Linked DNA regions of Homo sapiens: regions 2 and 3 are each linked to region 1. The links are chromatin contacts, found by Hi-C in ENCODE. All regions are on one chromosome and are shown on one strand. Each heading gives the region's core, a stretch centred on a gene start or an enhancer-like site at or near the end of the contact. The rest is flanking DNA. Distances are from core to core; before and after follow the strand shown. Region 1 holds the start of TET2 (tet methylcytosine dioxygenase 2). Region 2 holds the start of TRMT10A (tRNA methyltransferase 10A). Region 3 holds the start of LARP7 (La ribonucleoprotein 7, transcriptional regulator).

Evidence for each region. A loop is a pair of places that touch in the nucleus more often than their neighbours do. Pooled maps may share reads with other maps.
Region 2: a loop to region 1 is called in a map of CD8-positive, alpha-beta T cell, with 8 times the contacts of the local background. The contact joins the promoter of TRMT10A here to the promoter of TET2 in region 1. A Hi-C loop is called at or near these places in 2 of 168 maps with a recorded cell type or tissue (CD4-positive, alpha-beta memory T cell and CD8-positive, alpha-beta T cell) and 7 of 50 pooled maps.
Region 3: a loop to region 1 is called in a map of endothelial cell of umbilical vein, with 23 times the contacts of the local background. The contact joins the promoter of LARP7 here to the promoter of TET2 in region 1. A Hi-C loop is called at or near these places in 3 of 168 maps with a recorded cell type or tissue (CD8-positive, alpha-beta T cell, endothelial cell of umbilical vein and naive thymus-derived CD4-positive, alpha-beta T cell) and 5 of 50 pooled maps.

The regions. Positions count from the first base shown.
Region 1 is chr4:105,145,614-105,148,313 of GRCh38, reverse strand. It overlaps TET2 (tet methylcytosine dioxygenase 2), which reads right to left and starts at 1,438. Exons shown (of 11, transcript NM_001127208.3): 1 at 1,335-1,438. It overlaps LOC124900868, which reads left to right. Exons shown (of 3, transcript XM_047416559.1): 2 at 1,353-2,700. The coding sequence ends at 2,041. RefSeq lists silencers at 464-533, 1,497-2,176 and enhancers at 864-913, 1,257-1,426.
Region 2 is chr4:99,562,758-99,565,457 of GRCh38, reverse strand. TRMT10A (tRNA methyltransferase 10A) reads left to right here and starts at 1,419. Exons shown (of 8, transcript NM_001134665.3): 1 at 1,419-1,545. It also overlaps a transcript of MTTP not described here. RefSeq lists enhancers at 1,341-1,400, 1,751-1,880, 1,116-2,315.
Region 3 is chr4:112,635,689-112,638,429 of GRCh38, reverse strand. LARP7 (La ribonucleoprotein 7, transcriptional regulator) reads right to left here and starts at 1,287. Exons shown (of 13, transcript NM_016648.4): 1 at 1,191-1,287. ZGRF1 (zinc finger GRF-type containing 1) reads left to right here and starts at 1,521. Exons shown (of 28, transcript NM_018392.5): 1 at 1,521-1,579. RefSeq lists enhancers at 735-844, 885-934, 1,505-1,724.

The sequences.
Region 1 (2,700 bases), core at 189-2,688:
ATTCTTAAACATTAGATGAAGAAGGGAGAACTCCCTCAATGTAATTAAAAGTATATCATGAGGGGAATAACCAGCAAATAACACTTATATTTCATTTTCGGCCTTTCCAGGAGTCTATCCAGGCCACACTTCATTATGTCATAGGTAGAAAACTCTCCATACAAACCCTATTAGCTTAATAAAACTAGACAAGCAGTCCCAGTGAAAAGATTCAGCAAGATGCGAGTGAGGTGTGTGTGTGTGTGTGTGTGTGTATGTGTATGAGAGAGAGAGAAGAAAGAGTAGAGAGGAGACACAGAGAGAAAGGCAGAGAGATGAAAGACCAAAGAGAGAAGCCAAAGAGAAATTTGGATGGGACTGTTATAAATCTGCTCTTCACTTCTTTGCTGGGATTGGGTTTCATTTCTTTAGGCGCCCCTGACCTTGCAGTCTTGCAACTCCAACGCTGCGCTCCCCACCCCCTCCCGCCCCCTCCCCGGGCCTGCGCCTGCCTTTGTGTCTGCCTGTCACTTACCAAGGAACCAAACGAAGCTGATTCGGGAGAAGCACAAAGCCGGGACACAGATTTGTCCATAAATTCTCTTACATACATTCCCCAGGCTGGAAGGCTCAGCCCAGCGCTGACTTATGTACCTTGAGAAAAGTGAGTTCTGGTCTTGTTTGGGGAACCAGAGAAACTATTCTTTCCTCTTTCACTCAGCGCCGCTAACAAAACGCGCGGACTTAAGGAAAAAAAAAACCCACTCAGTGTACTCCAATTCCACTCCCTGTGACATTCACTTCGTACAGCCCCCTAAAGGGGGATAAGAAGGTAGGAGGAGGCAGACACAAACCCAGACCCAGACCCTACAGCTGATAAAAGGGTCGAAAAACACCCTATCAGTGTTCTCTCTGAGGTTGTTCAGGATAAACGGGAGACTCGTTTCACTTACACGAAAGAAACAGGGGAAGAGGATTAAAGGGAAAAGTAGTGCCCCCAAAGCTGAACTATTTTAGAAAGGAAAGCAAATTTAAAAATCACTTTTCTGAGGATTAAAAAAGGCCGGGAAACCGGCTCGTCGGAGGCACAAAGGTAAGTTTTCTGGGAGATGAGGGGACGAGCATTAGGAGGAGAGAAGAGAACACAGAACTACAGGTTTAAAAGGGGTAGAGGGAATTAAAACTATATTTGTCAGCCATGTTGAAGAGGCTCCAGTAATTTGTGAAGCTTCCCTCTTCCCTCTTGGTATTTGTGGGTGACACTACAGGGTTTGCTCCCCAGTCCCTGGAAGCCCGAGAAAAAGCGAAGGGGAGAAGAAAGGGAGAGTTTCGCGGCATAAGAGAAGCGCTCTGACCTCGTTCTCGTCCCTCAGCCTTGCAGCAATCCAGCAGTTGCAGTCGGGTCTCCTTTCTAACAAATCCTAAAGGGCAGCCATCTTGCTTCCTTCTGCTTCTCTACGAAAGCAGCCTAGCCTCCGCATCAATATTCATAAGGCAGTTTGACGTCTGTTCTCATCACTCAGCGGGGCCGGCGTCTCGGGGCGGCCGCGCCGAGGGGGCGGACGTGACTTGCATGCGAGCGGGACCCGGGCGCGCGGCGCTCGCGAGGAGGCGGCGGCGGCCGCCCAAGCTCTCGCCGCTGCCACTGCCGCTACCGCCGGCTCTCCTCCTCCGCCCGGGCCTCCTCCTGCTCCGCCCCGGCCTCCTCCCGCTCCGCCCCGGCCTGCGCCGCCGCCCTGGGGCCCTCAGCCCCGGCTCCCAGGGAATTAGCCCCCCGCACCGGGCGTCCAGCACAAAGGCCGGCGGCACCTGGGGCCGTACAGCGGGGCGCGCAGTGGAGACCTGGGCTGCCCTCACGCCGTGCAGTGGCGCGGGGGGAGTGGTGCGCCCGGACCAGCGCGGAGTAGGGGCCAGGGCTGGCGAGCGCGGGGAAGGGTGCAGCCCTCGGGAACCCCGGGGACCTCGGCGGGTCTCCACCCCTGGGAGAAGAAGCAGAGCAAGCGCGAAGGTTGGGGGCGAGGTGGGAGGTTGGGATGGCACGGGTGCCTGGACAAAGACGTGACATCTAAGATTTCCCTTTGAAACTTTTTGCTGGTCTGCACTCCACCACCACTTCGAGGTCCCGCGCACACGCCCCCGCGCGCACCCACCTCCTCCGGAGTGTACCCGCACGTGCCCTCGCTCTGGCCCCCGCCTCCACCCACTGGCACCTCTCCCCGCACCACACCTCCGCTTGCGCCCACCTTACCCTCAGAGGCCCGCGTCTCTATCTCCCTTTAGATCCCGTTGCCCGCGCTCTCCTTTCCCTTTTCTGTCGCTTTAATCTCATTCAGCAGAAGCGCTCCCCTGTTTCACCGAGGGCATGCCCTTAGTGCTTTAGGGGCCTGTATTTTTAAAGACCCGACAAACTGGGAAATTGACCGAGTTCTGTTTCTCCCCGCCCCGGCCCACCTTCTGTTTACTTTAGCCACGTGGGCTGAGTAGAAGGGGGCGTCTCACAGATTGAAATAGGTTTCTCACTAGTGACCCCCTACTTCTCGCTAGGAGGAAATAAACCTGCACTTTCAAATGCTTAAGTTGCCTCTCGTAAGAGCCCTTACTTTGAAGTAGTTTCCCCCCGTACAATTAAGTAATGAAGAAACCGACCGATACAGAGCTAATTCCGAATGACGGATGCTTGATTTTCCCTGACATTCGGAGCTCTGTAACTATGCTCTTCCT
Region 2 (2,700 bases), core at 170-2,669, 5.6 Mb after region 1:
TTTGTTAAATTGACTTTTGCTGGTGCTCTTTTGGTGCTTACTTTGGATTAATAATAGAATCATTTTAAATTTTGCACCAAATGACTACAAAGTTAAATGTCTATGTCAAAAGAAAATTTATTGACTTCATTATTAGAATATGAAGTGGTTTTTTTTGCTTTAAAACTTTGTTTAAAATATCTAAGGAGGCCAGGTATTAACTCTGAAAAAACTGTATAATTATTTATAAAACAGATCCCATAGGAGCAACTGAACAGCTGTGGAAAGATTTGGCACATCACTTTGCCAGCCTGAATTTAATGACCTACATGTGAAGGGCTACATATCCAATTACTAATCCTCCCTCAGCTACTCTTTGCCCTCATATGGAGGCAGCTGAAAAAAGATGCCCTACTAACAGATCAGAAGTGGATCCAGACTTTTTTGCCAGTGCTCAGTTAACAAAGATCTTTTAGGTTTGAGATGAGGAAGAAACAGAAGAGGGACTCACAACAGTGTTATAGCTGATACAGTGTTTCAAGTAAAATTTAAGGGCTTATGGCAAGAGTGACTTTAGTTTTGTAACTAAAGTCAAAGAAATTTCGGCTCTTTTAGAGAATCTCAAATTCTGGATTTAATTTTCTATTCACTGAAGCCTTTAAACATGTTCAAATATCTTCAAGGATAATTTACTTCAAAATTCTTTCTATATGAGAAGCCAGTCTTCTATTCAAGATGCAAACCTCATTCTTACCTTCAAATTCTGCAATAATCACCTATTAGAAGTAGAGGAGAAAAAAACTAAATAGAAAATGACAATCTACGGGGTTGTATTTCATTTCTCTCTCAGTTGACATGATCTATATATAGCAAAAGATTATATAAGGTCAAGTATTATAAACAATGAAATGTCATCTGATGTTTTGCAAAACAGCATAGGAAAAATAGCTCAAGGAATGAATAAAGAGTAAAGCTATGGCTGTTTTACTTCAGCCATAAAAAAGCCTTACAGATTCTAAATTTAAATGCATTTTATTGTGAATCTGACTCACTTTTTGAATTTAATTTTCCACTTGAGTTATGTAAAATCATGTGATATGGTAATTTTCTGTATAAATTAAAAATAATATAGGCAAGAGATGTTTTTCTCTCATTTTCAACACAGAAAAATTAGGAGCCTTTCTTCGTTGTTTTGCATTTTTAACAGTGGGACTATCTTAATTCCTTCATCCAATACTCACAAGAATATATGAATGAATACACGTCTGCAGGTACACACTTAATTCTTGAACGGGAAAAAACAGACATCACTGTAACTACCTCCCACTCCCAAAACACTAACTCCAGACCCCGCCCCGCATAAACCCCTCCCCTTTCTTCCATTGCGGGTTCGAAATGGCCGCAGTTCGATGACGTAAGACGCAACCGCCGTAGCCTCCACTGCGTAACTACCGCCCCTGCCTCTGGGAATTGAAGTTTCTGTGGAAGGAAGCGTGAGCCGTAACCAGGCCAACCCAGAAAGGCTTTCTTTCTGAGATTTCACTTCCCTGTCAACTCTTCAGCTCGGTAAGTGTCCTGGCACTGGTTGGCGCTCCCCCGCACTATGGTATTCTCTGGACGCAAAGGGGCGCGTGCCATGCAGCCCCCTACTAGCAACAAGGGCTTCCGGGGGAGAGGGGAGCAGTGGTGTGGAAGTGGTTTCCTGCGGCGCTCTTGCTGAAGGAAATGACGTCGATGACAGGCGCCCCCCGCGGCCTACCCAGCTGCTCCCTGGTTCGCCAGAGACAGCTTAATCCCGTCTCTGAAATGCGTTTGCTGGCTGGGAGCCTAGAAGGGATAGTGGGCGAGGCTCCGCCCCGTGGTGGGGCGCTTTCCGTCGGCGTGTGTTTTGGGGTTGCCATCGGCCCGTAGTATGTGAAAAGTGAGTTTGCAAAGAATCAGTGGGAAATCTGTACTCTAAAGGGCCGGAAAGCGTGTTATGGCCCTGCCACTTCGTGGCTAGAGACCGTGGGCTTTACCTCTTTAAAGCTGCCTTACCTCATTTTTCCTGCAAAGGGCTGACGTCGCTGAACTCTCTGAAATGTAGAGAGCCCGAGGGGAAGTTGCTGCAGGTGCTGTGAGCTGAGGACAGTTTTATAAAGATCGAAGTGTTACTTGATTTCACTGAAATACTTTAAATTTGGGAATTTTTCTACAGATATGAAGAGGATGGCAACACATTACTTGTCACTTTCTGAAAGAATTTCATCTGCCCCTTCCATTCCCAACCCTCTGCCCAAAAGGCTTGACAACTGAAGTGAACAAAGGGCTTTTCGCTCCTCCACGTTTAGTCCGCATGTCTTTTAAAAGGGCATTCCTGGCCGGGCGCGGTGACTCACGTCTGTAATCCCCGCACTTCGGGAGGGCAAGGCGGGTGGATCACCTGAGGTCAGGAGTTCGGGACCAGCCTGACCAACATGGTGAAACCCCGTCTCTACTGAAAATACAAAATTAGCCGGGCGTGGTGGCGCATGCCAGTAATCCCAGCTACTGGGGGGGCTGAGGCAGGAGAACTACTTGAACCCAGAAGGCGGAGGTTGCAATCAGCCGAGATTGCGCCATTGCACTCCAGCCTGGGCAACAAGAGCGAAACTCCGTCTCAAACAAACAAGAAAGGCCGGGCGCAGTGGCTCATGCCTGTAATCCCAGCACTTTGGGAAGCCGAGGCGGGTGGATCACGAG
Region 3 (2,741 bases), core at 38-2,537, 7.5 Mb before region 1:
GTTCAAAGACCACGAAAGACATAGATAACTTGGAAGAGTGAGTCAGACAAGACACCAAGTCATTTGTGTGTGTTTGCTATTTAAAAGTATTTCGTAATTTCTCCTGAGGAAATTATATGAAAAATGTTTGTTTGGAGACGCAGCCTCTCTCAGTGGCCCAGGCTGCAGTGCAGTGGCGCGATCCCGGCTCACTGTAATCTCTGCTTCCCGAGTTCAAGCGATTCTCCCAACCAAGCCTCTTGAGTAGCTGGGACTACAGGTGTGCACCACCACTCCCCGCTAATTTTTGTGTTTTTAGTAGAGACGAGATTTTGCCATATTGGCCAGGCTGGTCTCGAACTCCTGACCTCAAGTGATCCTCCCGCGTCGGCCTCCCAAAGTGCTGGGATTACAGGCGTGAGCCACCGTGCCCAGCCTCGCAAAATGTTTTAATAGGTACATGCACGTTTTCCTGAGAAGCTAATCCATATAATTAAGTTTTCAAAAGAAGTGTGCCACAACAGGTTAAGAATCATTGTTCTGGTCACTGCTTACAACTCAAGTCCCTCAACACGTAGTGGCCTGTGTGTTCTGCTTTGTCTGAATCTTCTCGTCTAAATTTCCTTATTAAATTTTCAAGGCCCAGGTTAAATGGCATCTTACTCTTTGAGATCTTCCACCACCCTGTGTCCTATCATTTGTTTTCTCTTAAGTTTCTTTGCAAACGCACTCTGCACACCATATCTAGCAAGTGTTAGTTCCCTTCCGTAACTGGATTTTTTACTCTTTGAGGACGATGGCAGAGTCCTGCAAAAGAAGATGATAATTTTAGAATATAAATCCTCACGTTCGCTATCTTCTGGCAGCCACAGCTCAGCTCCAATCTGCGAAATACGGCACTCTCTTTATTGACTACTGCTTCTCTCGGCACCCGTACTTCCGCAAGGACGCCGTCATAGGCCGGGCGCGCCCCAAACCTCCCCACGCCGGGCCCCTATGCGCCCTTACTGTCTGAAAACGGGAACTACAAGTGCTGCCGAAGACTTTTGCGCGTGCGCATAGATAACTAGGCCAAGGAACTGATGGGTGTGCAGGACGGGGGGGCGGGGTAAGAAGGACGATAGATGATAGAGTGGACCGCAAGAAAAAGGACGGAGAGTTAATTAGACTTCGCCCAAGCTGTGCGACCCTATAGGCCGCTTGTAACTTACTCCGTTCGACTCCCAAAATACAGGGTCAAGTACTGCGGCCTTCGGACATTTCCGTCTCCGGATCCTGATAGTCTCGGTTACTTTCGCGTCATAGGATGAGCGACAACGTTTTCCGGTCCCAATTGAGAAAGACGGGCCCGGAGGCAGTGCGCGCTCCACCTACGTCACAGGCGAGGTGGTTCCAGGAGGGCTGGGCATCGGAGAGCGCGGCCGGCTGAGAGACTCGAAGCCAAGGAAGAATTTGATTGGCGATTTGAAAGCGGCGGTTTTTGGCTTAGGCGGAGGTGGGCGGGCCAAGTTTTGGGTCCTCATCTGGTGAGGTCCCGCGTTAATGACGTCACGTTGTTTCGCGGGAGAAATTCGAAAGTGGATTTTGTGCAATTTGACAGGTGAGGTGAAGTGTTTCTCGGGATTTCCTAGGAATGACTTGAGCGATTTGGGGCGAAGGGACGAAAGACTCTGCTCCTTAAGAAGAGAACCGGGAAGGATGCTGTTTGGAACCAGGATTGGGGTGGTCGCAGTCACAGCTACTCGGACTGCTTGTAGTAAGTGGTGCCTCTTCACCGTTTTTCCCAGGCCTTGCTTTGCAATTTCGAGTAGGTATGAGGACCAAAGAGGGCTTTGCTGTTTGTATTTAGGACTGAGAAAGGATCAAGTCTCCATTGTCATTTGGTGACAGGATTATGGTTCTTAGAATCTTGGCAAATGAGATGTGGGTTTCCTTTGTTTATTTGGACTGGATGGTTTGTTAACAATGTTGAGTTCATGATTCCAAAACTTTGTTATCCGAACTATTTAGAGGTTCAGGTTTAGGTTCAAAAAATACTCCTTGTTTAAAAAAAAAGGAAAAATATCTAGTATTTAAATGAATAATGGCTCATACTTTACTGAGAACACCGAGTTTTATGTATATATATTGCGTCCGTACATATAGTAGCACAATGTATATGTATGTATATGTGTGTATGTACGTATATCTGTGTGTATGTATGTATGTATATAATTATCACAGAGCATCTGGGGTCTTTAAAAACTTATTTGGAGATTAATCTTTCACCTATTAGAAGTCGGTCAACAGGTGAATTGTCTGGTAGACGTGGACAGATGAACACTTGGAAAAAACTCTTTGCATCTCACTTAAATATATATGATGCTGTTGTCTAAAATAATTTTTTCTGATTAATACTAAGATAAGAAAGGGTGTTGACTTTCAATGAATAAGTATTAGAGCTCTTCTAAATTTTAAAAGATCCAGTTAGCTTTTTTTTTTTAGGTTTTCTCCTATAATCGAATTTAACCATCCTTTAAGAGTTTCAGTCTTCTTAGTTCTTTTTAAACTGTACATTCCAGAAGTAATATCTCAATTTAGGAAAATAATGGAGAATTTATCTTGCAATTGTGAAATAGCATATAAGTTATCCTAAACTAGTAAATACTGGGTTCCTAATCTGTAAATTGTAATAATGCTTATTCTTCAGGATTATGAGACTGATAAATACTGTATGTAAAGTATCTCGTCCAATTCCTGCCTGATACATAGTATGTAATCAA